Linked DNA regions of Homo sapiens: regions 2 and 3 are each linked to region 1. A link is an interaction called in ENCODE POLR2A ChIA-PET data of the cell type or tissue named here. Cell type or tissue: MCF 10A. All regions are shown on one strand. Links, peaks and the distances in the headings refer to the core of each region. The heading gives the core; the rest is flanking DNA.

Region 1 (10,381 bases), core at 3,119-8,118:
CCACCACACCCGGCTAATTTTTTGTATTTTTAGTAGAGACGGGGTTTCACCGTGTTAGCCAGGATGGTTTCGATCTCCTGACCTCGTGATTCGCCTGCCTCGGCCTCCCAAAGTGCTGGGATTATAGGCGTGAGCCACCGTGCCTGGCCTGTGTCTGGCTTCTTTCATTGAACATGATTTTGAGGTTCTTCCATGTTGTAGTAGGTGCCAATACTTCACTCCTTTTTATTGCTGAATAATATTCTATTGCATGGATAGACCCACATGTTCTTTATTCGTTCATCCACTGATGGACATCTGAGCTGTTCCCATGTTTTGGTGATTGAGAACAATGCAGCTATTATCATTCGTATACAGGCATAGCTTGGATATATTACAGGTTTCATTCCAGACCACTACAATGAAGCAAATATCACAATAAAGGGAGTTACACAATATTTTTGGTTTCTCAGTGCATATAAAAGTTAAGCTTGGCCAGGCGCAGTGGCTCACACCTGTAATTCCAGCACTCTGGGAGGCCGAGATGGGTGGATCACGAGGTCAGGAGTTGGAGATAAGCCTGGCCAACATGGTGAAACCCTGTCTCTACTAAAAATACAAAAATTAGCTGGGCGTGGTGGTGCACGCCTGTAATCCCAGCTACTCAGGAAGCTGAGGCAGGAGAATCACTTGAACCCAGGAGGCGGAGGTTGCAGTGAGCTGAGATTGCACCACCACACTCCAGCCTGTGTGACAGAGCAAGACTCTCTCTAAAAACAAAAAAAAAAAGTCAAGCTTACATGACACTGTAATCTACTAAGTATGCAATAGCATTATGTCTAAAAAATGTACATACCCTAATTAAAAATATTTTATTGCTAAAAAGTGCTAATGATCATCTGAACTTTCACCAAGTCGCCATCGGTTTTCCGGTGGAAAGTCTGGCCCTGATGTTGGTGACTGCTGACTGATCAGGGTGGTGGTTACTGAAGGTTGGGGTAGCTGTGGCAATGTCTTAAAATCAGACAACAGTGAAGTTTGCCGCATCGATTGAGGCTTCCTTTCACAAAAGACTTCTCTGTAGCATATGATGCTGTTTGATAGCATTTTATCCACAGTAGAACGTCTTTCAAAATTGGAGTCGATCCTTTTCCCGCTGCTGCTTTATCAACTAAATTTATGAAATATTCGAAATCCTTTGTTGTCATTTCAACGATGTTCACAGCATCTTCACCAGGCCTAGATTCCATCTCAAAAAACAACTGTCTTTGCTCATCCATAAAAAGCAACTCCTCACATTCAAGTTTGATCATGAGATTGAAGCAATTCAGCCCTATCTTCAGGCTCCACATCTAATTCTAGTTCTCTTGCTATTTCCGCTACATGTGCAGTGACTTCCTCCACTGAAATCTTTGGGTTTTTTGTTTTGTTTTGTTTTTGAGATGGAGTTTCACTCTTTTTGCCCAGGCTGGAGTGCAATGGCACCGTCTCGGCTCACCACAACCCCCACCTCCCAGGTTCAAGCAATTCTCCTGCTTCAGCCTCCCGAGTAGTTGGGATTACAGGCATGCACCACCACGCCCGGCTAATTTTGTATTTTTAGTAGAGACGGGGTTTTTACGTGTTAGTCAGGCTGGTCTCGAACTCCCGCCCTCAGGTGATCTGCTCGACTCAGCCTCCCAAAGTGCTGGGATTACAGGTGTGAGCCACCGCGCCCAGAGGAGGTTTGTTGTTTGGTTGGTTTTTGGGTTTTTCTTTGTTTTTGTTGTTGTTGTTTGTTTTTTTGTTTTTTTGAGATAGTCTCACTCTGTTGCTCAGGCTGGAGTGCAGTGGCGCCATCTTGGCTCACTGCAACCTCTGCCTCTGAAGGTTCAAGCAGTTCTCGTGCCTCAGCCTCCCAAGTAGGTGGGATTACAGGCATGTGCTGCTACCCCTGGCTAATTTTTTGTATTTTGAGTAGAGACAGGGTTTTACCATGTTGGCCAGGCTGGTCTTGAACTCCTGGCCTCAAGTGATATACCTGCCTCAGCCTCCGAAAGTGCTGGGATTACAGGTGTGAGCCATCGCACCCGGCTGCTCCACTGAAGTCTTGAACTTCTCAAAGTCTTCCATGAGAGTTGGAATCAACTTCTTACAAACTCCTGTGAATGTTGATATTTTGGCGTCCTCCCATGAATCACGAATGTTCTTAATGGTGTCTATAGTGGTGAATCTTCCCAGGTTTTCAATTTACTCTGACCAGATCCATCAGAGGAATCACTGTCTGTGGCAGCTGTAGCCTTATGAAATATATTCTTAAATAAGCTGACTCGAAAGTAGAAATTACCCGTTGATCCACGGGCTGCAGAATGGATGCCAGGTTCGCAGGCATGAAAACAACATCAACCTCCTTGTACATCTCCATCAGAGCTCTTGGGTGACCAGGTGCATGGTCAATGAGCAGTAAGATTTTAAAAAGGAATCTTTTTTTCTGAGTGTTGGATCTCAACAGTGGGGTTAGAATATTCAGTAAGCTATGCTATAAACAGATTTGCTATCATTCAGGCTTTTTCTTTTTTAAAATTATTTTATTATTTTATTATTATTATTTTTGAGACAAAGTCTCGCTCTGTCACCAGGCTGGAGTGCAGTGGCCCGATCTCGGCTCACTACAAGCTCCCCCTCCCGGGTTCACGCCATTCTCCTGCCTCAGCCTCCCGAGTAGCTGGGACTACAGGCGCCCGCCACCACGCCCGGCTGATTTTTTTTTTGTATTTTTAGTAGAGACGGGGTTTCACCGTGTCAGCCAGGATGGTATCTATCCCCTCCTGACCTTGTGATCCACCCTCCTCGGCCTCCCAAAGTGCTGGGATTACTGGCGTGAGCCACTGTGCCCGGCCTTTGTTTTCTATTTATAGAGCACAGACCGAGTTGACTTGGCATAAGTCTTAAGGGCCCCAGGATTTTTGCAATGGTCAATGACCATTGGCTTCAACTTAGAGTCACCAGCTACATTATCCCCTAACAAGGGTCAGCCTGTCCTTTGAAGCTTTGCCAGGCATTGACTTCCCTCTAGCTATGAAAGTCCTAGATGACATCTTCCAACAGAGGGCTGTTTCACTTACATGGAAAACCTAGCGTTTAGTGCAGCCACCTTCATCAATGATCTTAGCTAGATCTTCTAAACGACTTGCTGCAGCTTCTCCTTGCATTTTTGTATTATGGAGAGGGCTTCTTTCCTTAAACCTCATCACCCAACCTGTGCTAGCTTCCAACTTTTCTTCTGCAGCTTCTTCACCTGTCTCGGCCTTCACAGAATTGAAGAGAGTTAGGGTCTTGCTTTAGATTAGGTTTTGGCTTAAGATGTTATGGCTGATTTGATCTGCTATCCAGACCACTGAAACTTTCTCCGTATCAGCAATAAGGCTGTTTCACTTTTCTTTTCATTTGTGTGTTCCCTGGAGTAGCACTTTCAATTTCCTTCAAGAATTTTTCCTTTGCATTCACAGCTTGGCTGTTTAGCACAAGAGGCCTTGCTTCGGGCCTGTCTTGACTTTTGACACGCCTTCCTCATTAAGCTTAATCAAGCCTAGCTTTTGATGTAAAGGGAGAGACCTGGGACCCTTCCTTTCACTTGAACTCTTTTTTTTTTTTTTGAGATAGAGTTTTGTTCTTGTTGCCCAGGCTGGAGTGCAATGGCAAGATCTCAGCTCACCACAACCTCCGCCTCCCTGGTTCAAGAGATTCTCCTGCCTCAGCCTCCCAAGTAGCTGGGATTACGGGGATGCACCACCACGCCTGGCTAATTTTGTATTTTTAGTAGAGACAGGGTTTCTCCATGTTGGTCAGGCTGGTCTTGAACTCCCGACCTCAGGTGATCTGCCCACCTCGGCCTCCCAAAGTGCTGGGATTACAGGCGTGAGCCACTGCGCCTGGCCGTCATTTGAACTCTTAGAGGCCATTATAGGGTTGTTAATTAGCCTACTTTCAATATTATTGTATCTTAGGGAATAGGGAGGCCCGAGGAGAGAGAGAAAGATCAGGAGGGCTGGTCGGTAGAGCAGTACCAACACAAACAGCATTTATCATTTAAATATGCTGACATATACGGGTGCAGTTAGTGGTGCCACTAAACAATTGTTTACTGTAATTGTTACTACTGATGTTACAGTAGTAACATCAAAGACCACTGATCACAGGTCGCCATAGCAGATATAATAAGAATGAAAAAGTCTGATGGGCCAGGTGACACCTGTAACCCCAGCACTTTGGAAGGCTGAGGCAGGAAGATCACTCAGGGTCAGGAGTTCAAGACCAGCCTGGGAAACATAGTGGGACCCCACCCCAATCTCTACAAAAATAAAGATAAAAAAATGAACAGGTCATGGTGGTGCATACCTGTCTTCCTGGCTACTCAAAGGGTTGAGAAGGGAGGATTCCACGATCCGAGGAACTCAAGGCTACAATGAGCTATGACTGCATGACCACACTCCATCATTGGTAACAAAACAAGATGGTCTGTAATAAAATAAAATAAAATAAAAAATAAATAAAAACTTTAAAAAGGTTGAAATGTTGCAAGAATTACCAAAATGCGACATAGAGACATGAAGTGAGCACACGCTGTTGGAAAAATGGCACCGATAGACATGCTTGACACAGAGTTGCCACAAACCTTCAACTTGTAAAAATCACACAATAAAATGAGATGTGTGTGTACTGGACCATGTGTGAATGTCAGGTTTCATTCTCTTGGGCATATACTTGGGAGCGGAATTGCTGGGTCAAATGGTAACTCTGAAAGAGTTATGGAGTCTTGCTCCATTGCCCAGGCTGGAGTGCAGTGATGCGATCTCGGCTCACTGCAACCTCCACCTCCTAGGCTTGAGCGATTCTCCTGCCTCAGCCTCCTGAGTAGCTGGGATTACAGGCGCTCACCACCATGCCCAGCTATTTTTTGTATTTTTAGTAGAGACGGGGCTTCACCATGTTGGTCAGGCTGGTCTATGAACTCCTGACGTCAGGTGATCCGCCTGCTTCGACTTCCCAAAGTGCTGGGATTACAGGTGTGAGCCACCGTGCCCGGCCTAGGCCCATCTGTGCACTTCCTTGTAAAATCCAGTTTTAGCAAAGAACCCTGCTAAATCAGTGTGGTCAGAACCCCTAAACTGGATATCCGATCAGGCTCCTCATCCTCCACCATCCCCGAGGTGATCTGATCCCCTGGCCCATCAGCAAGAATCCTGCTGGGCTGGTTTAGGCAGAATCCTCCTTTCCTCTAATGTTTCCTCGTGGGGATTTTTCACTCGCTGACCCCCCGCCCCCCCGCCCCGCACCCTGCTCCTCGGCTATTAATCTCCACTTGTCCAGGCTGTGTTTGGAGTTGAGCCCAATCCCCCAAGCCTCAGGCTCCCTTGCCATGGTCCTTGATGATTCTGAATAAAGTTTTCCTAACCATGTCTCCTAACAAGTGCCATTGAATCATTTTTTTTTCTTTAATAGAGTGAGCTAAGAATGGTGTTCGCATTTTTAAAGGGTTGTAAAAAGGAAATCAAAGATGCATATGCAGAGTCTAAAACATTTACTGTCTGGTTCTTGACAGTTTTCCGACTATCATGGTGGAGCTCTCCAGCCTTGGGGAGGGGAGTGGTGAGGTTTGGGGCATGAGACACCGCACGCCGCAGGGGCACAATCTCCCACGGCCCTTGCCCTAGGCCTGGGTGCTGGCCGAGGGACGCACTGCCAGGCTGCTCACAGCCCAGCCCCTGCCTGGGTCCCCAAGTGCCAGACGTCAGTTCTCCGTGGCTCCCATCCCAGGAGGAGGTGAAAAATGTGACACCTATAAGTGGGACATTAAAGTTTAATGGGGGCTGATGCATATTTAATGGGGCTTAACAAAGCATCCTTAAAGACATCCCAGACAGCCCCCCGGGGCGGGGGCATGCTGCCGCGAAAGCTGCCCTGCCCACTGCAGCCGGTGCTCCCTCATCTGTCTGGTGGCGTCCCTAGGAAAACTTGGCATTCCAAGCTCTTGCCAGAGCCAAGTGTGGGCCTGCGGTCTCCGAGGGAGCTGCCCTTTCATTATTAATATTATGAGAATGTCTGACGGGCCACGTGAGTCACAGGGATGTGACTCAGTCTGCCTGCCCCATTCCAGGAAGCCTCTGTTGGACAGAATGGGAGGCCTGCCCCCTCCTCCCTCAGTCCCTCTGTTCCCCAACCTATGTCAGGAGCCACAGCTGGAGTGGAAGGTCAGATGGGGACATCCTGGGAGTGGGGGTGCACAGAGATGGGATAAGATGGGTCCCTGTCATTGACTCCAAAATAACTGCCTGAGACTCGGAGATCCCGCATTCTTTGAATCAGGGCATCTTGGAAGGGCTGCCGTGGACACACCTGAGTCCAGAGGTCCAGGCCTGCTGGCTGTGAGCTCTGACACAGCAACAGGAACTGCATGGCCGTTGTTTCACTGCTCCCCCACCCCCATTGACATGACCTTGGGACCACAGCCTACTCTCAGCTCACCCCTGATATTTCTGGGGTCTCCAAGTGTTTCTCATAAGGAGCCCGCCAGTCCTTATTGATGTCTTCACAGGCCGTGAAGCAGAGGAAGCTTTTCCTCTCATGCTTCATCTTGGCCTGGTGAAGGATGGCGGTGACCTAGAATTCTCAAGTGGCAGGTCCCCAAGACTCAGCCCCATGCCTTGTCCTGGTCTCAGCACTGACCCATTCATCCTCAGTTACCTGTGATGTATAGACTATGCACAGTGCATCCCTGTAGGCTGTCCCTACAACACAATCTGACCCTACAGCACAACCTGTCCCTACAGCACAACCTGTCCCTACAGCACACCCTGTACCTGTAGCCTCTACTTGCAGCACAGCCTGTCCCTGTAGCCTGTACCTGCTGCACAACTTGTCCCCATAGCTTGTACCTGCAGCACAACCTGTCCCTGCAGCCCAGCCTTTGCCTGTAGCCCAGCCATACTGTATTTCACTTCTGGGTGTCTTACTTCCTCCTCAACTTCCCCCATGGGGTGTTCCAGGGCTCCCCCACAGCTCAATACATCCAATATGGAGCTTCAGATCTACCCCAAACGCCTGGTCCTCACCCAAGCTTCCCTGCTGAGGTGAATAGCATCCCATTGTCAAAAGGCCCGGACCAGACACTCGCCGAGGGGCTCTCCTTGAAGCCTGTCTCTCCTAAACATGTTTCTAGCCCTTAGGCCCTGCTGACTTTGTCATCCTCCTCCCAACCCTGGTCCAAGCCACATCACCTCTCCTGGCCTCTGTGCAGCCCCAGCCAACCCCTCGATCCATTTCCCTTCAGGATCAGAGTGAACTTCCAAGTACCATCTGATCACGTGGGGCTCCCATTTAAAATCTGTCAGTGGGTTCCTGGTTCTCTCTGAAACGAGACCAAATCCCTCCCACTCACCCCTGTCCCAACCCAGATATAAGCCCCACTGACACTCCCAGTGCCCAGGGATGCCGGCCCCCTTCTGCCTCAGGACTCCCTGCACCACCAGCGTCAGCAGGGACGCATGAGATTGGCCACCCCCACTTGGTGCCATTTGTCCAATTGCCCTTGATTGAGGACCTGCATTGGGTCAAGGCCTGGTCCCTGGACCCCAAAGCAGCACTATGGAGCCCCAAGTGTCCCAGGGTCCATCCTCGGAAGAGCCCCTTCCTTCAAGAGACACATCCCCTTACTCTAGTTGCATCCCCCCACCCCCCTTGATGTCTGGGGACCCTGGCTCAGCTGTCCTGGGCCCAGTCAGAATCGCCGGCGAGGCTGGCCAGGAGCCTGGGCCCAGTTGGAATGGGCCAATGTCAATCTGTTGTGTGAGAAGGGAGGCCTCCCCGATGTGCAGAAGTTTGGGATGTTAATCCACAGAGCATCCATCTGGGTCAGGGATTTGAAGATGTGTTCTGCAGTCTCAGGTTCTGCGGGGGCTGAAGGCAGGGGCTGCTGGAGGGGGAATGGGAGGCCAGCAGGGTGCCCTGGGCCCTTCAATAACCACCTCCCAACCCTTGGGACGGGGGTGGTTCTGTATGAAGTCACATTTGAACAGAGTATTCCAACCACAGTCGAATCCAGACACCTCATTTCACAGATGGGGAAAGTGTAGCTGGGCTGGGTGTGGGGGCTAAGGGTGCTCTTCTTGGTCACAGCCGAGCCCCAGGCTTGTGGGGACCTATCAGCAGGGATGGAAGTTAGTATGAGAAGGCGGAGGGGGTTGGTGACATCTGGAGTAGCTAGTCATGTCTCTGGGTTCTTGCTCGAGAAGAAGCAGGTGTCCTGGCAGCTTTGCAATGTCTCTCCAACCCCCTTCAGTTTCCACCCCTACCAGGCACCCCGCACCCATCATCCAAGGCGGCACAAAGAAATCAGCCGTCCTCACGTTTGGGAAACATTTTCTACTTCGTTTGCCATTTGTTATCTCTCTTTTTTGACAAAAACATTCTCCCAAACATCTTGCGGGGGGTTGTGATTTCACGATTCAAGATTCTCTGGTGCTGAACCTTGGTGATTTAATGATTCTAGGGGTAGGAGATTCCCATTCAGTGTCTGGGGGGACAGGCAATAGGACAGGTCTGACGGCACCCATACATGCGGGCGGCAGAGCCCATCCTGGCCTCAGCCACCTGCTCCTCAGCTCGGCATGAGTCCTTCCCAGCAATCATGTGAGCTGAAAGAAAGTTCCAGGGCAAGGTCCCAGTTGCTGGCTTCTGGAGGGAGGAGTTGAAAGACCCTCACCTCCACTGTCCTCATCAGGGGCACGAAGGAAGCTGCTCAGCAGGTGTGAACTGATCCCAGGTTCTGGATGGGGCTGCCTTGATGGAGGGCGGTCACTGTGCATGGACCTGCCGGAGCAGATGACCACAGCTCTCCCAGTCTTCCTTCTCCAGGTTTGAGAGCCCCCCCTCCTCCCATGAAAACCTGGGTGGGTTGTCCAGATACCGGCCTCAGGTAGGAGGGCAAAGCCGACCCTACATTGTCCTGGTTCTCTTGGGGCCTCTGGTGAGAACTGACTTCTTTTTCCTGGTGGGCACCTAGGGGGTCGGACGAGCTCCCTCACACGCCATCTTGGTCTGGGCAGTTTAGACCTGAGTTGTTCCAGGCTAGATGAAACTCTACATGAAAACTTCCAGAGTTGGACAGAGTCAAATTCTACTTCACCTTCCATTCACCATCATCATCCCTAGAACCAATCTCCCTCTGGGACCTCAAAGGATGGGGTGTCCAGGCTCTAGGGCAGGATTCCTGGGTTCCTGGCCAAACCATATCCAACAGTGCCCAGTCCCACCCCCTCTCCCTTGGGTCCTCCCAGGTGGCCCCTGCTTGCCTGAGACCCATGGGCACCTTTGGGGCTGGAGCTGACCAGTTTATCCCGTCCAGCTCCTTATAAGCCTTGCACTTCTGACATCAATAATTTATGGGGATATCGGGATGCAGGGGGGCTGGCAGAGTGATAGGTAGGGGGTACCAGAGGCAAATCTGGGACTAAATTAGGCAGGTGCTTTGTGAGCAGGCCCCAAAGGGTGGGCCCGAGCTAGATGGCTTTGGAACCTGGTCATCAAGAAACTGACAGACACTGGGCCCTGTGGGCAGGTGGGGAGTTTCCACTCCTTGCATGGCTCAAGGCCCCATTCAGATTCAGCCCAGGCCCCGAGGAGTCCCTGAGGGTCTAGGGGAGAATGGGGTCAGGGTGCAAGAGGGGGAAGGAGGGCCCTTGAGTAAAAGTAGTGGGAGGTGTGCTAGTGAAGGTGATGGTGGTCACGCTGGTAGTGCTGGGATGGTAGTCACAGTGCTGATGTGAGGAGTGGTGGTGATAGTGATGGTGGTAGTGATGGTATAATGGTGATGGTGGTGGTGATGATGGTCGAGGTGGTGACAGTGATGGAAGTGGTGGAAGTGATGGTGATGGCAGTGATGGTGGTGGTGGTGGTGGTGACAGTGGTGGTGATGGTGGTGATGGTGGTGGTGGTGGTGGTGGTGTTGGAGGTGGTGATGGTGATGGTGGTGGTTGTGGTGATGGTGATGGTGGTGGTTCTGGTGATGGTGATGGTGATGGTGGTGGTGGTGGTGGTGGTGGTGATGGTGATGGCGGTGGTGGTGGTGATGGCGGTGGTGGTGGTGGTGGTGATGGCGGTGGTGGTGGTGATGGTGATGACAGTGGTGGTGATGGTGGTGATGGTGGTGGTGGTGGTGGTGGTGTTGGAGGTGGTGATGGTGATGGTGGTGGTGCTGGTGGTGATGGTAGTGGTGGTGATGATAGCGGTGATGATAATAACAACAGCAGTGAACATTTATTGAGCCACTGCAGGTGCCATACCTGTATTGTGGAGTTGATGTGCCTAATCTCATTGCACCTTTGTGGCCACCTAAGGAGATTTGCCTTATTGCGTTACTATTATC
Region 2 (10,381 bases), core at 1,965-6,964, 170 kb after region 1:
AAACTGTCAAACCTCTACCTGCTCTTTGCTCTTTCCTAGTGTCAATCTGCCTGAAACGATGCACCTGTAACCCATCAATAATTCTTTCCCATGGCCCTTTCGTGGTCACACTTCATGCATTTTACAAAAGCAAAGCTCACCTTGCACTTATCCTAAATCTCACTATGGAGCATCTCCGATGGGTGCAAACACCTCCAAGAGGCCAAACGCTGCTCCAAATACTGGCGTAAGTGAAGCCTCCTTTTCTCATGGCACCTTACTTAGCCTACAGCTTTATGACTCCCCTGGCTTTACAGATATTTCTATTAAGGATAAAGCAAAGTGCTCTTCTGAACTCATATACATCATAGAGTGGGTGGTGTGTGTAAAGATGATTTTTGTTTAACCACCTTGCTTCCTCCATTCCCTTCCAATTCTTTTTTTTTTTTTTTTTTGAGACGGAGTCTCTGCCACCCAGGCTGGAGTGCAGTGGCACGATCTTAGCTCACTGCAACCTCCGCCTCCTGGGTTCAAGCAATTCTTCTGCCTCAGCCTCCCGAGTAGCTGGGACTACAGGCATGCCCCACCACACCCAGCTAATTCTTTTTTGTATTTTTAGTAGAGACAGGGTTTCACCATATTGGCCAGGTTGGTCTCAAACTCCTGACCTCGTGATCCACCCGCCTCAGCCTCCCAAAGTCCCAGGATTACAGGCGTGAGTCACCATGCCCGGCCCCCCCTTCCAATTCCTAAAGAATCCGTTGTTACTGTGGGAAGAGGCCTGGAGAACAAAGCCAAGTATGCCATACAAAGGCATGGCAGGACATACTAAGGTACAGGTGCTTTATTTCATCCAGATGAGAAACCATGGCAAAGTGCTGTAGGGTTTTCAAGAAACAGAAAAGCCATGCTGGAAAATACCACTCCATCTCACAGCATGCCTCCTCTGCACTCCCACTATCTCAGTAGTTAGATTAACTTCATAGGAATATGTTACAGACTCCACTGCAAGCGATACTTAATAACCATCACTAATATAGCTTTTCTAAGTCCCACAATTAGTATGGTCCAATGTCTTTCTCTGCCTTTTGTTAATGATGTCCACAAAGTAAATTAAACTGTACTCTGAGAAGCAGAGCCTTCACTTTCATGTATGAGTGTGGGGTAGAATGTTTCAAAACTGCAATGTGGAAAGAAATGTCTCAAATACTCAAAAAGCCAGGAGAAAAAGTTATGAGGGAATATTCAACAAACTTAATAGTGAAGTGATTAAAAAGATTTTTCTTATTTTGTTTTTCAAAAAGCAAATGCTACCTTTGTAATAAAAACAATTTCAATCAAAAAGTATTTGACAGAACAAGAATTAAAAACTAATCTTTTGCCTACTTCTACTATTTCTTCTGGAAGCTGTATCAATTCTGACCTGCTGAAGAAATTAAATCAAGGAGGGGAAGGGGAGAGAAAGAGAGAGGGAAAAAAGTGAAAAGACATGGGGCACAGTCTCTTGATGCAGTGTTTGAACTTGAGAACAGGTCCGTGTTCTTGGAAACAGAAATATGCACCTAGAATCACAACACATCAGCCATGGGAGAAGAATATCCCGTGTTCTTCTATTTGGCAAACTATTCCTATATGGAACGTGTTTGGAATAACTGTCAAACATAGAAAAGGTCTTAGCAACAAAGATTTAAATGTTAACCAGCAAGCTGTTAAATATTTTGTATGGAGTCACCACCTAATACTTAAATACGGAAGCCAGGCGTGGTGACTTGTAATCTCAGCACTTTGGGAGGCTGAGGAGGGCGGATCACTTGAGGCTAGGAGTTCGAGACAAGCCTGGTCAACATGGCAAAACCCTGCCTCTACTAAAAATATGAAAATTAGCTAAGCATGGCGGCACACGCCTGTAGTACCAGCTACTGGGGAGGCTGAGGCACGAGAATCGCTTGAACCTGGGAGGCAGAAGTTGCAGTGAGCTAAGACCATGCTACTGCACTCTAGCCTGGGCAATAGAGCGAGTACTTGTCTCAAAACAAAAACAAAACAAACAAAAAGTATCCTATTCATTAAAATATAATTAATTATAAGCTAAGTTCTCCAAAGACAAGAATAAATCTTACGATAGAATATGACACAACGAAGTTTATTCAAAGTTCTTTTTTTTTTTTTTTTTTTTTTTTTTTTTCGAGATGGAGTCTCACTCTGTCGCCCAGGCTCGAATGCAGTGGCGCGATCTCGGCTCACCGCAACCTTTGCCGCCTGGGTTCAAGCGATTCTCCTGTCTCGCCCTTCCAAGTAGCTGGGATTACAGGCGCTTGCCACCGTGCCTGGCTAATTTTTGTAGTTTTAGTAGAGACAAGGTTTCACCATCTTGGCCACCCTGGTCTTGAACTCCTGATCTCGTGATCCACCCGCCTCAGCCTCCCAAAATGCTGGGATTACAGGCGTGAGCCACTGTGCCTGGCCAAAAAAAAAGTGCCTTTTTTTTTTTTTTTTTTTTTGAGATGAAGTTTCGCTCTTGTTGCCCAGGCTGGAGTGCAATGGCGTGATCTCAGCTCACCGCAACCTCTACCTCCCGGGTTCAAGTGGTTCTCCTGCCGCAGCCTCCTGAGTAGCTGGGATTACAGGCAAAAAAAGTTTTTTTGTTTTTTTTTTAACAAAAGGCAGAGAAAGACATTGTTTTTTGTTTATTTATTTATTTTTTTACCTGTGAGCCCACATCCATAAAGTTAGCAGACTATGTCATAGTCAAGAGACTTTGCTTTATGAACTAGCTGATTTAGTTTGCTCACAAGCTTTGAAAGAGTCTTTTTTTAAAGGCCAAGTTTAAGACACCTTAGACCATAGAAATATGTGTATTTCCTGGCCATTCGATCATTTGAAGGCCAGATTTTATCAAAACAAATGAATCACTGTTTCTCCTTCCTTCATCAGGCTAGCGTGCAGTGGTGTGATTGATCTCGGCCCACTGCAACCTCCACCTCTCAGATTTAAGTGATTTTTGTGCCTCAGCCTTCCAAGTAGCTGGGATAACAGGAACGCACCACCATGCCCAGCTTTTTGTAGAGATGAGGTTTCGCTATGTTGCCCAAGCTGGTCTTGAACTCCTGGGCTCAAGCAATCCACTTGCCTCGGCCTCCCAAAATGCTGGGATTATAGGCATGAGCTATGGTGGCCAGCCAAAAAGTTCTTAATGAGTTGCATATATGTTTTATAAATCCCTATTTTTTATCTTATTATTATTTTTTTGAGACGGAGTCTCACTCCGTGACCCAGGCTGGAGTGCAGTGGCACTATCTTGGCTCACTGCAACCTCTACCTCCCAGGTTCAAGCAATTCTCCTGCCTCAGCCTCCCGAGTAGCTGGGATTACAGGCATATGCCACCACACCCAGCTAACTTTGTATTTTTGGTAGAGACAGGGTTTTAGCCTCGAACTCCGACCTCAGGTGATCCGCCAGCCTCGGCCTCCCAAAATGCTGGGATTAGAGGCATGAGCCACCGCGCCCAGCCTATAAATCCCTATTTTTAAAAGGCACTCTCATAAACATTTTTAAATAAAGTAATATAAACTTGTTTTAGAAAAGTCAGAGCAGGACTACTAGTATCTTATTTTATATTTCTATCCAGTCTTTCCTAAAATTTAAATATTGTGGTATCATACCTAAAATAGAAATGTCTATCCCACTTTAAAACATGTTGATTATTTAATTAGTCCAGCTCTGGCTTTTTTGTTAAGAATTGTTCATGTTTACAAAGTGAAAAATACTCATTCTCTCTTTTATCTGTTTTGTCCATTGAGACTGCTAGACATCAGAATCCCTTAAAGGGGAGACACCTAAGCAACAAAAGAATGTGGTCAGTTTTGCAAAATAAAGTTATCACTTAAACCTTCAAGCTACTGAATACAATCATCAATATATCATAACTGGACACAACGTAATTCATAAGTGTGATGACTTCAAGCAGAAGTTTCTAATCTGTCGTGCGAGCACATATGATACTGTCGGGAAAACACTTTTAAAATTAAGAGCAAAGGAACAGCTACAAGGAACAGACTATTCTGGAACCACTTCCAGGAACAGGCTTTGTTTAAACAAAATGTATTAAGTGAAACCAGCTGTATTAAGGAAAGGTCAGTGCCATCTGAAGTGGAATTCTAAAACCACCCACTTCATAATATCAGGGCATCCTTCCTGTTTTTTGAAGGAAATACTCAGTGGCAAACTAGCTACAGGACCTCAAGGCAAGGAGCAGTTCACCAATGGACAAAAGGCCCAACTGCATGCAAATGGATGCTCACAAGAAACCACTTGGGTAACACTAACTAGGCCAGCCAGCTTTAGGCCTCCATACCAGTCATATCAAGCAGTGCTGAAGAAACGGGAAGGGACTCACGGACAGCAAAAGGGAGATTAATCTACTATTTATGGTGTATTTTTGAGGGTACCAGAAAGAAGAAACCTGCAGTCAGAAATACTCAGTATATTCTGCCCTTTTGAAAGCCAAGTGAGTCCATTGTTCCTGGGGTAAGAGGAACTCTAAAATGCACACTTTTGTCATGTCTAAAAAGTAACACAAATCTCAAGAAGAGTGGAACCTACATTGTAACTAAGGTTCCATTATTTAAAGTCATTTTCCCTAACTTAATAACAAAAGCATAAGAAAGAGCTTGCTCCTTCAAAGACTTTCTCGGGGTAACATAATCTGGGCCTTTATGAAGTCAGGGAACCCCGTCAACAGTGATCACCAGTTATGAAAGCATTTCCCAATGTCTCACCCAATACAGCCAGTAAGACTGTAATCAAAACAATGCAGTTGAGAAATGCAGCCACTAATCATTTTATTTTGGAAACCAATTAGGGAATGATGAAGGAAGGAGAAACAGTGATTCATTTGTTTTGATAAAATCTGGCCTTCAAATGATCGAATGGCCAGGAAATACACATATTTCTATGGTCTAAGGTGTCTTAAACTTGGCCTTTAAAAAAAGACTCTTTCAAAGCTTGTGAGCAAACTAAATCAGCTAGTTCATAAAGCAAAGTCTCTTGACTATGACATAGTCTGCTAACTTTATGGATGTGGGCTCACAGGTAAAAAAATAAATAAAAAATGAAAAATAAAATAAAAACTGCCTACTGGCAGTTACAAACGTTGCAGTTTGCAACGTTTAATTCAACAAGATAGTAATGTGTCATGATCCAATGGCAACAGTCCCCAACCCTTTTGGCACCAGGAACTGCTTTTGTGGAAGACAATTTTTCCACAGACTGGGGATGGGGCCACTGAGGGGTGGTTCTGGGATGATTCAAGTGCATTACATTTATTGTGCACTTTATTTATATTATTATTACATTGTAATATATAATAATTATACAACCCACTGTAATGTAGAATCAGTGGGAGCCCTGAGCTTGTTTTCCTGCAACTAGACAGTCCTATCTGGGAGTGATAAGAGACAATGAGAGATCCTCAGGCATTAGATTCTCACTAGGAGCACGCAACCTGGATCCATCGCATGTACTGTTCACAATAGATTTCATGCTCCTATGAGAAACTAATGCCGCCACTGATCTGACAGGAGGCGGAGCTCAGGCAGTAATGAGTACTATGGGGAGCGGCTGTAAATACAGATGAAGCTTCATTGCTTACCTGCCGCTCACCACCTGCTATACGGCCTGGTTCCTAACAGGCCACAGACCATGACCAGTCTGTGGCCTGGGGATTGGGGACCCCTGATCTATGGAACAGTGGTGGCTTGTGTTTGAAACTGCACTCAATAACTTGGTTTACCTGCCTCTTTTCAAGCAAGCAACACTCAGTACTAAAATTGCAGTCAAAATGTACGACACAGCTTGCACAGACTCTAGTTATTTCTCAGAAAAAATAGTCTGAAACTTCTAAAATGCATAGAGAGGACAATCAGCAAATATCAAAAGTGTGAAGAATGTTCCAATTACAGGAAATCCTGATTAGTATGGATACCACCAATTTAAAATTCATGATAATTAAGGCCCAGTTAGACATCACAATATGTATGCGGAAGAAAGGGGGCAGATGCTGGAGGAGTTGGAGAGGTGATGGGCAAATAGATCTATGGAAAAAACTTTTAAAGAAATCCATCAATACTGACAGGAATACTAAAAATAAGCAAATTCCATGTGAATCTTATTGGCTGATTAAAAAGTATTACCCTTGGCCAGGCGCGGTGGCTCATGCCTATAATCCCAGCACTTTGGGAGACTGAGGCGGGCAGATCACCTGAGGTCAGGAGTTCGTGACCAGTCTGGCCAACATGATGAAACCCCGTCTCTACTAAAAATACAAAAACTAGGTGGGCATGGTGGCGGGCACCTGTAATCCCAGCTACTCGGGAGGCTGAGGCAATAGAATTGCTGGAACCTCAGAGACGGAGGCTGCAGTGAGCCGAGATCGTGCCATTGCACTCCAGCCTGGGTGACAATAGTGAAAATCCATCTCAAAAATAAAAAGTATTACCCTTTGGTAGCATTTTGTAAGCCGTCAGTTTGTAGAGGCAAGATGGTGTTAGTGAAAAAGCACCTGATTAGAAACTAGAAAGCAGCTGCATGGGGTAGTTCTGGGGCTCTGCCACTTTCTAACTTAGTGATTACAGGCAAGTCATTTAACCTCTCTGAGGATCTTAGCTCTACAGTAGGGACAACATCTGTCATCTCAAAGACATCAAATGAGATGTCATACGATCAAATTTGCCAAGTGTGGTGACGTAAACAAAAGGTACCATATTATTTGAACTATCTCTTGAAATGTCCTACTCAACATTTTTCACGCATCTTAAACCCTCTTATACCCTCCCCCAATTCCGTACTTCTTCTCCTTGTGCCATTCAGGGTCCCAGGTCAGAAATCACATCTGACATGGCTCCTGGTGTGTCATGGAGAAAGGGGGAGAACTGAAGGACTCATAGGACCACTAGGGGTAGGGAAGTAGCTGATGGGAACTGGAAAGGGAAAAAAAGCATCAAGATGAGGAGGAATGAAATTAAAGTCATCCTGTCCCTGGCAACACTGCCAAGACTCACTTATGTTACCATGCGAGCTACCATGTGAACTTGAAGGGCAGAAAGTAAAATCCTCTAGTTGAGCAAACAACTCAGTGGCAAGAGAAAGGAAAAATGACACATTAGCAGTGGGAAGCTTAAAGTCCTGGAGGCTGTAAGACTCGACGTGTAAATGGTGGTGTGTCCTGGGAAAAAGGTAGGCCTTCTCCCAAAATGAGCCCCAAGGGACCCTGTGTCTACTTCCTGGGTGAAAATGAAATTCTGTCGTTAACTTGATTTCTTTCTTGCATCCTGTCTCGGTTTAAGTCTAGGCTTGGTTCTGAACCAAGTGTGATCTTTAGGCAAGTTAATGCATCTCTCTGGATCAACTTAATGTTGTCTTAAATTTTAAACCTTCCTTCTTGGTGTCATTTCCCTTCTTCTTGAGGATGTTCTTTAGTGATGGTATTAGTCAGCATTCTCCAAAGGGACAGAACTAATAGGATATATGTATATATGAAAGGGAGTTTATTTGGGAGAACTGGCTCACATGATTACAAGGCAAAGTCCCACGATATGAGGTCTGCAAGCCGGGAAAGAGAGCTCGTAGTGGCTCAGTCCGAGTCTGAAAGCCTCAAAACCAGGGAAGCCAACAGTGCAGCCATTAGTCTGTGGCAAAAGCCCAAGAGCCCCTGGCAAGCCACTGGTACAAGTCCAAGAGTCCAAAGGCCTTAGAACCTGGAGTCTTATGTGGACGGGCAGGAGGAGTGGGAGGAAGCATCCAGGATGGGAGAAGGAAGGAAGCCAGGAGACTCAGCAAGCTTATCCCACCTTCTTCTGCCTGCTTTGTTCTAGCTGCACTGGCAACCAACTGGATGGTGCCCACCCACGTTGAGGGTGGGTCTTCCTCTCCTAGTCCCCCAGCTCAAATGTCAGTTTCCTCTGGCAACACCCTCACACACACACCCAGAAACAATCCTTCAACCCAATCAAGTTGACACCTAATATTAACCATCACAGTGATGAATTCTCAGCAGTAAATTCTTTTTGTTTTTATTTATCTAATGTCTTTATTTCACTTCGTTCTCATTATTTAAAGGCTGTTTCATGGCTACACAATTCTAGATCAACAGTTATTTTCACTGCCTACTTTGAAAACACTGTTTCAGTAGTTCCACTCTTGGTATAGAAAAGCCAGCTGGCATATGAATTGTTGTTCCTTTGTAGGTAATCTGTCTTTTCTCTCTTCCTATTTTTAAGAATCGTTTCTGGTTTTGATGTTCTATAGGTTCACAGGTTTACTGATATGTTTAGACATGAATTTCTTTCCTTTCCTTCTTTGCCGCTTTGGAATTTGATGGGCTTCCTGAACCAGAGAATTTTTGTCTCTCATTACCACCCTTAGAACCTGTTCCAAGAGAGGCCCCTACCCTAGATTCTATAATTTAAAAGACTCCACCTCTCCCCACAGGGCAAGGGGCCTGAAGGCCCAAGGAGATGCACCCACCCTGAGTCTGATCACCATATTCTAGGTATCCAGGATCCTGGAATTCCCTACTTAATTGAATCCATGCCCACATTCAGGACTTGCATGGGCCTTTTCCACAGGTCTATTATCAAAGTGGAATGCTGGCCCGACACAGTGGCTCATGCTTGTAATCCCAGCACTTTGGGACGCTGAGGCAGAAAGAGTGTTTGAGGCCATGAGTTCAAACCCAGCCTGGGCAGCACAGCGAGACCCTGTTGCTACAAAAAATAAAAATAAAAAAAAAATACTAGGTGTGGTAATTAATGTAGTCCCAACTACTCAGGAGGACTGCATGAGTCCAGAAGTTCAAGGCTGTAATGAGCTATGATCAGACCACTGCACTCCAGCCTGGCCAACAGAATGAAACCCTGTCTCTAAATAAATAAATAAATAAATAAATAAATAAATAAAATAAAAATGAAAGAAAGTAGAATGCACCAGCATACGGGCATAGGCCAGAGTTGCCACCTACAAGCATGCTTGTGAGGAGCGTGAACACAGCTTAGATATGCAGGCTGAAGTATGTACACATGTGTGCATGAGGCCCCTCACAGCATGGATAAAGCTGCGGGAAGAAAGACAAAAGGGTGGGGGCCACAGGCGAAGGTCTGGCTCACTCTGTGCTGCTATGTGCCAGCATAGAGCTCTGTGGAGTTCAAGAACTCTACATTTAAACCTCATCTTCTAGAGTATCAGAGAGACATATTTGTCAAGGTAGGAGTATAGACATATTTTATTTCACAGTCTGTCACATTTGTAACTTTTAAATATTTAGACATGGCCTATGGGCCTCCGTTTAAACTGTTGTGCTAGCTTCCACAAATGACAGACAAAGGCCTGTTGTTCATCAATTGTGAAGATTCTCACTCATTATCTGTTTCAATATTCTCTCTTTGCCATTCCCTGTAGTATCTTCTTCTGGAACTCCAATTAGACATAAGTTGGACCTTCTCACTATATCTCTGAGCCTCTCGTGGTTTACATCCCTTTGTTTCTATTAGCTTCAGTCTGTGTTATTTCTTCAGACTTATCTTCTAGTTCACTAATTCTGGTTTCTGCTGTTTCTATTCTAACATTTAACCAATCCATAAATTTTTTATCTCAATGATTATGCTTTTTACTTCTGAACATTATATTTGATTTTTAAAAATAAAACTGCCTGGTTGTTTTTGATGTATCTCTCTCTTTCCTCATATTTTCAATTCCTTCTTTTGCTTCCCCAAAGGTAGTAAATTAACTTATAGTCTATATTCAATATTTCCAATATCTGAAATTGTCAGGAACAACTATTGTTTCTACTGACTCTTGCGCATGATATCTTGTTTCAGGGTGTGTGTGTGTGTGTGTGTGTATGTCCTTTTTTGGTGTGTTCATATTGGCTGCAATGATCTATGGAAACTCTGAGTTAGGGAAGACTTAAACTTGCTTTTGTCAAGCACCCAGGGATGGTAAAAACCTAGGTCCACTCTAAATCAAGATTTCCAACTTGCAGCTATTGGAGGTCACACAGATAGGATAAAACCAGTTTCTACACCCATGTGGGAGCAGCTGGTCAGCAGCCACAAGTTCTCATGTGATTTTTTTTCTTTGCCCTCCACTCAAAGTGAAAGCTCAGACAGAAATATTCCTTTCTGATTGATACTGTGTAATGTGCTTCTCCCCCGTACATTTTCTCTCTGATGGTGTAGCCTCTCTGAGGTATTAGCTTTATGAGAAACGGTCTTGGATCACTGATCCCTTTCTCCACTCTAAGAGAACCCAAGGTTTGTATTTTATGTTTCATGAGGAGCAGGTTACTTATATGGTCACAAAATGTCTCCCCACAGATTGCTTTTTAGATGCAAGAGGTTTCAGGAA
Region 3 (10,381 bases), core at 2,443-7,442, 250 kb after region 1:
CACGCCCAGCCTGTCCAAATAACCTCTTTGAGAATCGGATAGCCAGGCACGGTGGCTCACGCCTGAAATCCCAGCACTTTGGGAGGTCGAGCCAGGTAGATCATGAGGTCACGAGATCAAAACCATCCTGGCTAACAGGGTGAAACCCCGTCTCTAATAAAAATACAAAAAATTAGGCTGAGGCAGGAAAGAGAATCGCTTGAACTCGGGAGGTGGAGGTTGCAATGAGCTGAGATTGTGCCACTGCACTCCAGTCTGGGCAACAGAGCAAGGCTCTGTCTCAAAAAAAAAAAAAAAAACAAAAAAAAACCTGACAAATTTAACTTTAATGCCTATAGGATCCAATAATTGCACTTCCTCCCACCTTCTAATGTATACAGATACTTAGTATAATTTTATTTTATTTTATTTTGAGACAGGGTCTCACTCTGTCACCCAGATTGGAGTGCAATAGCACCATCACAGCTCACTGCAGCCTTGGCTTCCCAGGCGCAGGTGATTCTCCCACTTTAGCCTCTTGAGTAGCTGGGATTACAGGCGTGTACCACCACGCCCAGCTAATTTTTTGTACTGTTAGTAGAGATGGGGTTTCGCCATGTTGCCCAGGCTGGTCTTGAATTCCTGGGCTCAAGTGATCCATCTGCCTTGGCCTCCCAAAGTGCTGGGATTACAGGCATGAGCCACCGCACCTGGCCTTAGTATAATTTTAAGAGTAATGAGAATTAGTGTTTGTTTTGTTTTTTTGAGACAGAGCCTTGCTCTGTCACCCAGGCTGGAGTGCGGTGGCATGATCTTGGCTCACTGCAACCTCTGCTTCCCAGGTTCACGTGATCCCTCTGCCTCAGCCTCCCATGTAGGTGGGACTATAGGTGTGTGCCACCATGCCGACTAATTTTTGTATTTTTAGTAGAGACGAGGTTTCACCATGTTGGCCAGGGTGGTCTCGAACTCCTGACCTCAAGTGATCCGCCCGCCTTGGCCTCCTAAAGTGCTGGGATGACAGGCGTGAGTCACAGCGCCCGGCCTACAGTGTTGATTTATCAAGTGTCTATTATTTTAAATAAAGTTTTGAGAACCATAAGTGGTTTTACCTGATGGTAAATATTTTTTTTTTTTTTGAGACAGGGTCTTGCTCTGTTGCCCAGGCTGGAGTGCAGTGGCGCAATCACAGCTTACCACTGCAGCCTCGACCTTCATTTCAATAAAAGGCAACTCTATTCTTCCAGTTATTCAGTTCGAAAACCTGAGAGTCACACTTGGCCCCTCTCACACCCCCATATCCCACATCTAATCCGAGAGCAAATCTTGTCGGTTCTGACCCTCCACCCAGTGCCACCACTTTGGTCCAAGCATCATCACTCTTACCTGGCTCTGTGCAATCAATGCCCCCGTGGAATCCCTGCTCCCTTGTCCTCCTTCAGATCATAGCAGCCAGAGAGATTCTATTTCATACTGAAACATACATCAGATAGTATAGTCCCCTCGGAAAATTCTCCAAGGCCTTCCCACATCATATGAATCAAAGTCAAAATCCTTGAAATGGGCCAATAAGGCCACCCTCTCCTTCAGCCATTCTCTTCCCACCCTCCATTTTACCTCCTGCATCTCTCCTTTTGCTCTTTGCTCTGGTGCAGTGGCCTCTAGGCTGCTCCTTGAAACTAGCAAGCTCTGCCTCAGGTTTCTGCATCCTGGTTCCCTCGGCCTGAAATTCTTTCACATATTTCAACAGGGCCTGCTGCTCATCTTCCTCCTTCGGGTCTTTAATCAAATGCCGCCCTCTCAGTCAGGCCTCTCTAGCCACCCTAACTAAAATTACACCTCCTACCCCATTCCCTGTCCCCTTCTCTATGTTATTCTTCTCCTCAGCACATATCACTAACATATCTGTATTTTATTTACTTAGCTTATTTATGATGTGTCTCCTCCCACTAGAATGTAAGTTCTAGGAGGGCAGGGATTGTTTTGTTTACAAATATATCATCAGTGACTACAACACGACCTGTCATAGTCTGTGCTCAATAAAATAAATGTTTGTTGAAGGAAGAAGGAAACACTAAGGAAAAAGTTGACTACTAAGTGCTTTCAATTGTTGTACCAACTCTCCCAAAAGTGAATTTTCTTAGTCAAGCCACTGAAATTTGAAAGGAACATATGGTGCATGAAATATTTAATAACATGGTTTCCTCTTTTCCCTTGTAAATATGACTAGCCCTTTGACCCTGAATGATTCTGGCAAAAAGTTGCCATCTGCCCACTCTTTCAGATTCACCATCAACAACAACACCAACGCTATTCTTGGCTTCCAGATCCATGTCTGCTCCAACACCGTACATTTCTGAATTCAAGTTTTTCAATCTAACCTACATGGATATTAACCAACTCTAGAAAGATCAGCCTATGAAAGATCGCAAACAATCTGTAACACAAAATAACATGGTATTCCCTTAGAAAAAGAATACCCAGGGTCCAAAGAAATTGGTTTGTCTTCAGACACAACTTAAGCAAATTCTTTCATAAAAAGGGATCTGAAAAAAGTGACAGGTTGGGCTGTCATCAATTCAGTTTTTATTTTTATTTATTTATTTATTTTGAGATGGAGTCTCACTCCGTCGCCCAGGCTGGGAGTGCAGTGGCGTGCAATCTCAGCTCGTTGCAACCTCGACCTCCTGGGTCTAAGCAACTCTCCTGTCTCAGCCTCCCGAGTAGCTGGGACTACAGGCACCTGCAACCACGCCCAGCTAATTTTTGTATTTTTAGTAGAGACAGGGTTTTACCTTCTTGGTCAAGCTGGTCTCAAACTCCTGACCTCAGGTGATCCACATGTGTCAACCTCCCAAAGTGCTGGGATTATAGGCATGAGCCACCGTGCCTGGCCTCAGTTTTTAAATCTTCGAATTTTTCGTATTATAAGATAACCCAAGTTTGTTGTAAAAAGACACTTGGAACATCACACAAACCAAAAAGAGAAAGTTTTCTCCGATTCCACCTAAAGCTCCAAGTCCCTAGAGATAAAAATTTCGGTGTAAAATCCTTCCATACTTTTTTTTCCTGGACATACACAAATAAACAGATATTTTTGTTTTACAAAAATGGGGCCATACCATAAATAATGATTTTCAAATTGCTTTTTTTCTACTCACCACAACACAGACATCATTCAGTGTTAGTACTTCAGCAACAAACATCCCTATGTGCCTTCTTGATAGACTTTCCATAGCAACAGTTCTCAAACTTTGTTTTGAGATGGGGTCTTGCTCTGTTACCCAGGCTGCAGTGCAGTGGCGTGATCATGGCTCACTGCAGCATTGGCCTCCCGAGCTCAAGTGACCCTCCCACCTCAGCCACTCAAGTAGCTGGGAACACAGGTGTGATAACACGTCTGGCTAATTTCTTTTGTTCTTGTTGTAGAGACAGGGTCTTCTTATGTTGCCCAGGATGATCTTGAACTCCTGGGCTCAAGCAATCCACCTGCCTTTGGCCTCCCAAAGTGTGAAATTACAGGCATAAGCCACAGTGCCTGGCCTCAAACTTTTTAATCTCAGGCCCTTGTCACACTCTTGAAAAATAACCGAAGGCCCCTAAGAGGCTTAGTTTGTGTAGGTTATCTCATCAATAGTTACCACATTAGAAATGAATACTGAAATTTAAAAACATAATTATTCATTTAAAAACAAATATTTTTATTACTGGAAAATAACTGTTTTCTCCCCCCAAAACAGACTTTCTAGATAACCGTAGATATTGTTCTTTGATGCTACATCAAAACATGGTAAATGGTAGTTTCTTTTTTTTTTTTTTTTTTTTGAGACAGAGTCTCATTCTGTTACCCAGGCTGAAGTGCAGTGGTGCGATCTCAGGTCACTGCAACCTCTTCCCCCGGGGCTCAAGATATTCTCCTGCCTCAGCCTCCTGAGTAGCTGAGATTACAGGTGCATGCCACCACGCCCATCTAATTTTTGTATTTTTAGTACAGACGGGGTTTCATCACGTTGGCCAGGCCAGTTTCGAACTACTGACCTCAAGTGATCCGCCTGCCTCATCCTCCCAAAGTGCTCGGATTACAGGCGTGAGCCACCACACCCAGCCAGGAATTTCTTTTTTTTTTTTTGAGACAAGAGTTTCGCTCTTGTTGCCCAGGCTGGAGTGCAATGGCGTGATCTCGTCTCAATGCAACCTCCGCTCCGGGGTTCAAGCAATTCTCCTGCCTCAGCCTCCTGAGTAGCTGGGATTAGAGGCATGTGCCACCACGCCCGGCTAATTTTTTACTTTTGGTAGAGACAGGGTTTCTCCATGTTAGTCAGGCTGGTCCTGAACTCCCGACCTCAGGTGATCTGCCCACTTCGGCCTCCCAAAGTGCTGGGATTACAGGCGTGAGCCACTGTGCCCGGCCTAGCCAGGAATTTCTTAAAGGCTGGCTGCCTTTAAGAAACTCTACCAATGAACTGTATTTTTTTTTTTTTTTACCCCCCAGAGACACGGTCTCCCTCTATTGCCCAAATTGGAATGCAGTGCTGTGTTCATGGCTCACCGCAGCCTCGACTCTTTGGCTCCAGTGGGAGCTTGGCTAATTTTTTAAATTTCTGTAGAGGTAAGATCTCACTAGATTGCACAGCTGGGTTCGAACTCCTGACCTCAGGTGATCCACCTGCCTCGGCCTCCCAAAGTGCTGGGATTACAAGCACGAGCCACAGCACCTGGCCTCCATTTTGCACTTTGAATGGATCTTTAACCTGTGCATGATTTTATATCATGCATTGATCATTTAGAAAATAATGGTTTGGCTGGGCACGGTGGCTCACACCTGTAATCCCAGCATTTTGGGAGGCTGAGGTGGCCAGATCATTTGAAGTCAGGAGTTCAAGACCAGCCTGGCTAACATGGTGAAACTCCATCTCTACTAAAAATACAAAAATTATTCACTTGTGGTGGTGCATGCCTGTAATCCCAGCTACTCAGGAGGCTGAGGCACGAGAATTGCTTAAACCTGGGAGGTGGAGGTTGTAGTGAGCCGAGATCATGCCACTACACTCCAGCCTAGACAACACAGCAAGACTCTGTCGCAAAAACGAACAAAAAAGAAAATATTGATTTACTGATTTATGTAGATCTTCCAAATAATACATTTCATTATAAGATATTAAAATATGGCATCTGTAAATATTACCACCAATCTCTATATCACAGAGGCAGATAAAAATTCTCCATTAGCCAGGCATGGTGGTGCACACCTGTAATCCCAGCTACTTGGGAGGCTGAGGCAGGAGAATCGCTTGAACCCGGGAGGCAGAGGTTGCAGTGAGCCGAGATTGCACCACAGCACTCCAGCCCGGGCGACAAGAGCGAAACTCTACCCCGAAGAGGAAAAAAAAAAAATTCTCCAAAATCCTAATTTTCACTGGAAAGCTAAAATTTCATCATTGGCAACAAATGCTACCTGTTGTTTTCTTTGAAAGATTCCTTCATACACTTTTTAGTCTGAATAACCATAGTTTGTCATAGTTTCAAGTAAAAATGGCAGTCCATGAAAAAAGTGGCTAGTTCAGTTTGCAACCCAACCACCAAAGTGCTTTTCCTGGAGATAATCATTATACTTTACTGTACAGAAGTGCTTGATGCATACCCCCCTTTTTAACCCACAGAATATTAAGAAGACATACACAAGGGTCAAAATGTAATAAAATTAATAATTTTTGCTGCTTCATCAAGGTATTGTCCAGTGAAAACTAGCCAGGCGCAGTGGCTCACTCCTGTAATCCCAGCACTTTGGGAGGCCAAGGTGGGTGGATCACCTGAGGTCAAGAGTTCAGGACCAGCCTGGCCAACATGGCGAAACCCCGTCTCTACTAAAAAATACAAAAATTAGCCGGGCGTCAGTGACGCGTGCCTGTAGTCCCACCTACTTGGGAGGCTGAGGCAGGAGAATCGCTTGAACCCAGGAGGCAGAAGTTACAGTGAGCCGAGATCGCCACACTGCACTCCTGCACTCCAGCCTGGGTGACACACAGAGACTCTGACTCAAAAAAAAAAAAAAAAAAAAAAAAAAAAAAAAGGACATTTTTCAGTGAAAAGTGGATATATATGTGTGTGTGTGTGTGTATATATATATTTAGTTTGTTTAACTGTGAGTGCACGTCATGAAGAATGCAATGACTACAAGTATAGTTAGGTGCCACAACCCTGAATCATGCTAAGACACCTGCTTTACTTTTGTACCATTACTGCAAACGTCAACACAGCAAAAGAGACAAGACCTTGGTACTCTATTAACAAGAAAATAGTTTTAGCCTCTCAACCCCTGAAGAGATATCAGGGACACACAGGGAACTACACTGCTTTCTCTACTAGCTTCCCAGAATGGGATTACTGGGTCATTGGCACGTACATTTCAAATTCTGATAAGTTCCGCCAAAGCTCTCCAAAAAGTCTGTTCCAATTTTCACTATGTAAGGTGCATGATCATCACTAGTTAAAATGTAAATAATTCACTTTTTAAATCCTGAATTTGGGAACCATCATAACAACACATTACCATATTTGCCTGCCTAAAAACAAAGCTAAAATAGAACTAATGTTTCAAGGCAAAGTAAAATCCAAGCACCCGGATTTATTTAGATGAAGTGAATATTTTCCCGTAAGAAAGTAAAACTTCAGCTGTCAAATGCAAGTTCATCCAACAGAAGCCTTTGTTGACTGCAGTCACCCAATGTTGGGGTATTTCTGAATGAATTTCAAAGTATAAGCCACTGGCACACTTCATACGTTTGCTTATAGGATAGGTGGGCTCAACTGATTTTTTAATATAAAGGACACAATCCAAAAAATGTCAGGCTGCAACAGTACAAACAGTAACCCTAATTAACTGGTTATAGACATCAGTGTAAGCCGACCCTTAGCTTTAACTTCGCACAGAATTACTGGACATGAACAACATAAAATGTACGGGCAGCATTCAAATGCCAAATATGTTCATAAAAATGTCACAGATAACCTTTATTGGCCCAAATATCATTCTAAACAGGGAGAAGACAGGATGAAAGCTTCATCAACGAGGAAGAGATTACTCCTTATGGAAGGTAAGACAGAAGCTGTCTATCTAAAATTCACAAGGAATGCTGCTTCCCCACTTGATTTTTCCCACATGGCTCCAAAGTGAGTATTTTCAAGTCCTACTTACGAAGGAAAAGGTCAAGGATATTAGCGTCAACCAGTATCTATGATTCTTAACTTTCTCAGGAACACAAACCACTTTGAGAATATGATAAAAGCTCTCTGTAGACAAAGCAGTAAAGAATCCATGCTTGTCAGAAGAGCCCACGACTTCGGTTAGAGCAGAATCATAGAACCAGGGACCCTAAGAAACCACTGAAGTCCAGCCCCTCAGGAAACTAAAGCCCTGGAACAGTAAAGTGGCTTGTCCAAGGTCAACAGTGAATTAGCAGAGGAATCAGGCAAGAAATAAGCAACTCAAATAGATTTTGAATAAAGCCGAAGTCACGAAGTAACTTTTTCTTATACAAAGAAAGTTCCACTAAGAGATAACTACAGTAACAAATTTATTAAGTGGAATTGGAAGGAACTGTCGCAAGTACTGTTGTTCAAAGTTCCTTGAAGGCCTAAGATGAATGCATGAGGAAAACCATGAGCAGAAATTTTGAAAAGCACTCACCATGTTCCACAAAAACATTGCAGTGTGGACCCCCATGCCTCGATGATTCCTTCTTCCCTGCTCCTTTGATAAAATGCAGGGCAGGCAAGCTTGGCCTTCTTTGGTCCCCAAGTACTTTTCCAGGCTGCTGCCCCATAAAGTAATAATAGGTACCCCTTTCCAGAAGAGGGTTCAAGATCTTCCAGAACGGTCAGCGAGCGTAGAGGGAAATGGCATATACGTGGGATTTCACATTCGCTGCATCTCCACAAGTCAGCAATTGAAGTCAATCACAGAAAGACATCTTCCATAACAAAAGGAAGCACTTTTTTTAGGTTGACACTTGCAAGCAGGAGTTCCAATTATTTTCGCGGTTATCAATTTCATGTAATTGCAATGTTACCCAAAAGTTTCTTGATTTGTTTTAAACGGGCTGAATAACAATTTCTTTTCAAGAAGAAAAACCTAAACAGAAATATTCACAGGGGATGCTGAAAAGGGTCAATAATGCTAGTCATTTCAATTCTCACACATAAAGGAAACGCTGATGGTCTTTGGCTACTCCTCCAGAACTTTTCCTGTGGAAGTCACCAACCCCCTATCTTAGCTTCTTCATCTTCCAACAAATTTCCTGCCGAACTAGTGGCCGCTCTCGCTTCTCTGCTTTGCTCTCCGGAAAAGGACACGGGTCACCCAGATTTCAGCGAGTTTGCCCTCGACTCTGACGAAAAGGAATGCATTGCCAGCAACTTTTAAGTCCGCTTTTTAAAAGGCCTGTGGAACCAATCCAGACTTTTCCTTTGCATTAAAGTTTTTGGCTGAGCTGAGACTAAGGGGGCCGTAGGTGACATTGGAAGAAGTCAGGGCATTAGAGGCTCGCGGGAGCCACCTTGGGGGAAGGGGAGACCCCTTGACAGCAAGGGAGGGATTTGAATGGGAGGCTCCGTGGCCAAAGTTGGGGCCGGGATCCGGAATAAGGGGCGGCTTGGGGCTGAGGGAAGCTGTCGGGGCGCGGCACGGGCAGCTTACTCCGGGGCGACGCTCTTCCACGCCTCAGAAAACGGGGTGTCCCAAGCTGGGGGAAACAGACCACCCGCAGTGTCCCAAAGCCGGGGCGGGGCTGTAAGGGACGAAGGACTCTCGCGGCCCAGACAGCGGAAGGCGGGCCCCGTGTAGAGGAGGCCCGGCCGCCTCAGCTGCCCCAAGCCCGGGGGTCTCTGCCCGAGACACCCCCTCCCCCGGCCCCGGACGCTGACACCACCACCGCCCTCAGGCAGTCACATCTCCCGAGCTCCGCCGAGGGACCCAGCCGCCCCCCGCCGGTAGGGGCCGTGGACAGCGGAGGGGCTCCTCAGCCGCAGGACCCGGGAACCGGCTCCGGCTCCAGCGCTGCTCAGGCACAGACACCAAACCCCGCGGCCGCCATGATGGATTACGAGCCGCTCCACAACGAGGCCAGGCCCCGCCCTCGGCCCCGCCCACGGCGACGTCCGGAGCCCGCCTCGAGGGGACCCGGATGCCCCAAGAGCCGCTTTCCCGGGACACCGCCGCCCCTCCCGGCTCTGGTCCCACTGCCTGCGAAAGCCCGGCCCGGCACGACCTTTTAAATGTGGCTTCTCTGAGCGCAAGGTGAGTGGTAAGGAAGCACCCGCCTCCTCTGTATTGCCATTGGCCTCCGAGAATCCGGGTCAGGCCTCTTTCCTCCGTCCCATTGGCCGGTGGGAGCAGTAGGGTTGGATCTCCCAGCCAACCGTGTTCGGCGCAGTCCGCGGTGCGTGCCGGGAGTTGTGGTCCCATGGCACGCGCCCGAGTCCGCCTGCACCAAGACTCCTGGCCCGGGCCCCGACTTCTGGGGCTCGGCCCCGCCCTCCTGGGACCTGGTAGATTCTTGCCGGCCTAGCGTAGGCCGGACCGCGTCTCCCCGGCGCGAGTAGTGAGACCTGGAAGAGCCAAAGCGAGGGAAAAATTGCGGATTGGATTTTCCTGGAAGCGGAGTCGGATAACCTCCTTCAGTCTCTAAGGGAGAAAATTTGGCTCGCTCCTAGAAACCAAGGTTTTTGATGCCTTTCAAGCCCTTCACCCTCCAAAAAGCATAAATATTAGAACTAGCGGGCCGGGCGCGGTGGCTCACGCCGGTAATCCCAGCACTTTGGGAGGCCGAGACGGGCGGATCACCTGAGGTCGGGAGTTCGAGACCAGCCTGACCAACATGGAGAAACCCCGTCTCTACTAAAAATACAAAATTAGCCAAGCGTGGTGGCACATGCCTGTAATCCCAGCTACTCAGGACGTTGAGGCAGGAGACTCGCTTGAACCCGGGAGGTAGAGGTTGCGGTGAGGCGAGATGGCACCATTGCACTCTAGCCTGGGCAACAAGAGCGAAACTCCGTCTCAAAAAGAAAAAAAAAAAAAAACTAGCGAAGAAATATACAGACATAGGGAAAACATCCGACATGTTGCTAACGAATTCAACTGTTTCTTTGGGCATTAGGAGGCTTACTCATTACAGAAAAGGCATTTGTTGGGTTTGCCAGGCGCTATCAGATGTTTGCCCCAGAACGAACCTTTAACATTATAAACATTTCACAGGTGGACACGTGTTCACATGAAAACATCCTCTATATTAGCCGAGAAAATGCCCAGATGGTTGGGTTTAGCAAGTCGGCAGAACCAATGACCTAGATGTGCCAAAGCCACACCTAACAAATAATCCATGTTCTGCGACTAAAAAGCACC

What was found. Peaks named below come from ENCODE experiments on the same cell type or tissue, not always from the same donor. Only the 100,000 strongest peaks of a DNase experiment are listed, where the experiment ranks them.
Region 2: POLR2A ChIA-PET joins it to region 1 with 5 read pairs; 4 of 35 experiments call an interaction of 5 or more read pairs at or near these places.
Region 3: POLR2A ChIA-PET joins it to region 1 with 5 read pairs; 2 of 35 experiments call an interaction of 5 or more read pairs at or near these places.

What each region holds. Positions count from the first base shown.
Region 1 is chr9:130,958,442-130,968,822 of GRCh38, reverse strand. No RefSeq gene overlaps it. Among named protein-coding and RNA genes, the nearest start is that of FIBCD1-AS1, 23 kb to the right of the region's middle. RefSeq lists enhancers at 5,173-5,759, 5,760-6,347 and a silencer at 8,060-8,234. In MCF 10A, for the core only: no CTCF peak of the experiment used is centred there; a DNase peak (open chromatin) is centred at 6,052.
Region 2 is chr9:130,789,020-130,799,400 of GRCh38, reverse strand. All of the region lies in intron 2 of LOC124902288 (a long non-coding RNA gene), which reads left to right. It also overlaps a transcript of ABL1 not described here. Among named protein-coding and RNA genes, the nearest start is that of ABL1, 41 kb to the left of the region's middle. In MCF 10A, for the core only: no CTCF peak of the experiment used is centred there; a DNase peak (open chromatin) is centred at 4,760.
Region 3 is chr9:130,711,741-130,722,121 of GRCh38, reverse strand. It overlaps LOC128092248, which reads right to left and starts at 8,496. Exons shown (of 1, transcript NM_001414901.1): 1 at 8,398-8,496. The coding sequence starts at 8,496. The coding sequence ends at 8,398. It also overlaps a transcript of ABL1 not described here. RefSeq lists a silencer at 8,772-9,411 and an enhancer at 9,049-9,725. In MCF 10A, for the core only: no CTCF peak of the experiment used is centred there; no DNase peak of the experiment used is centred there.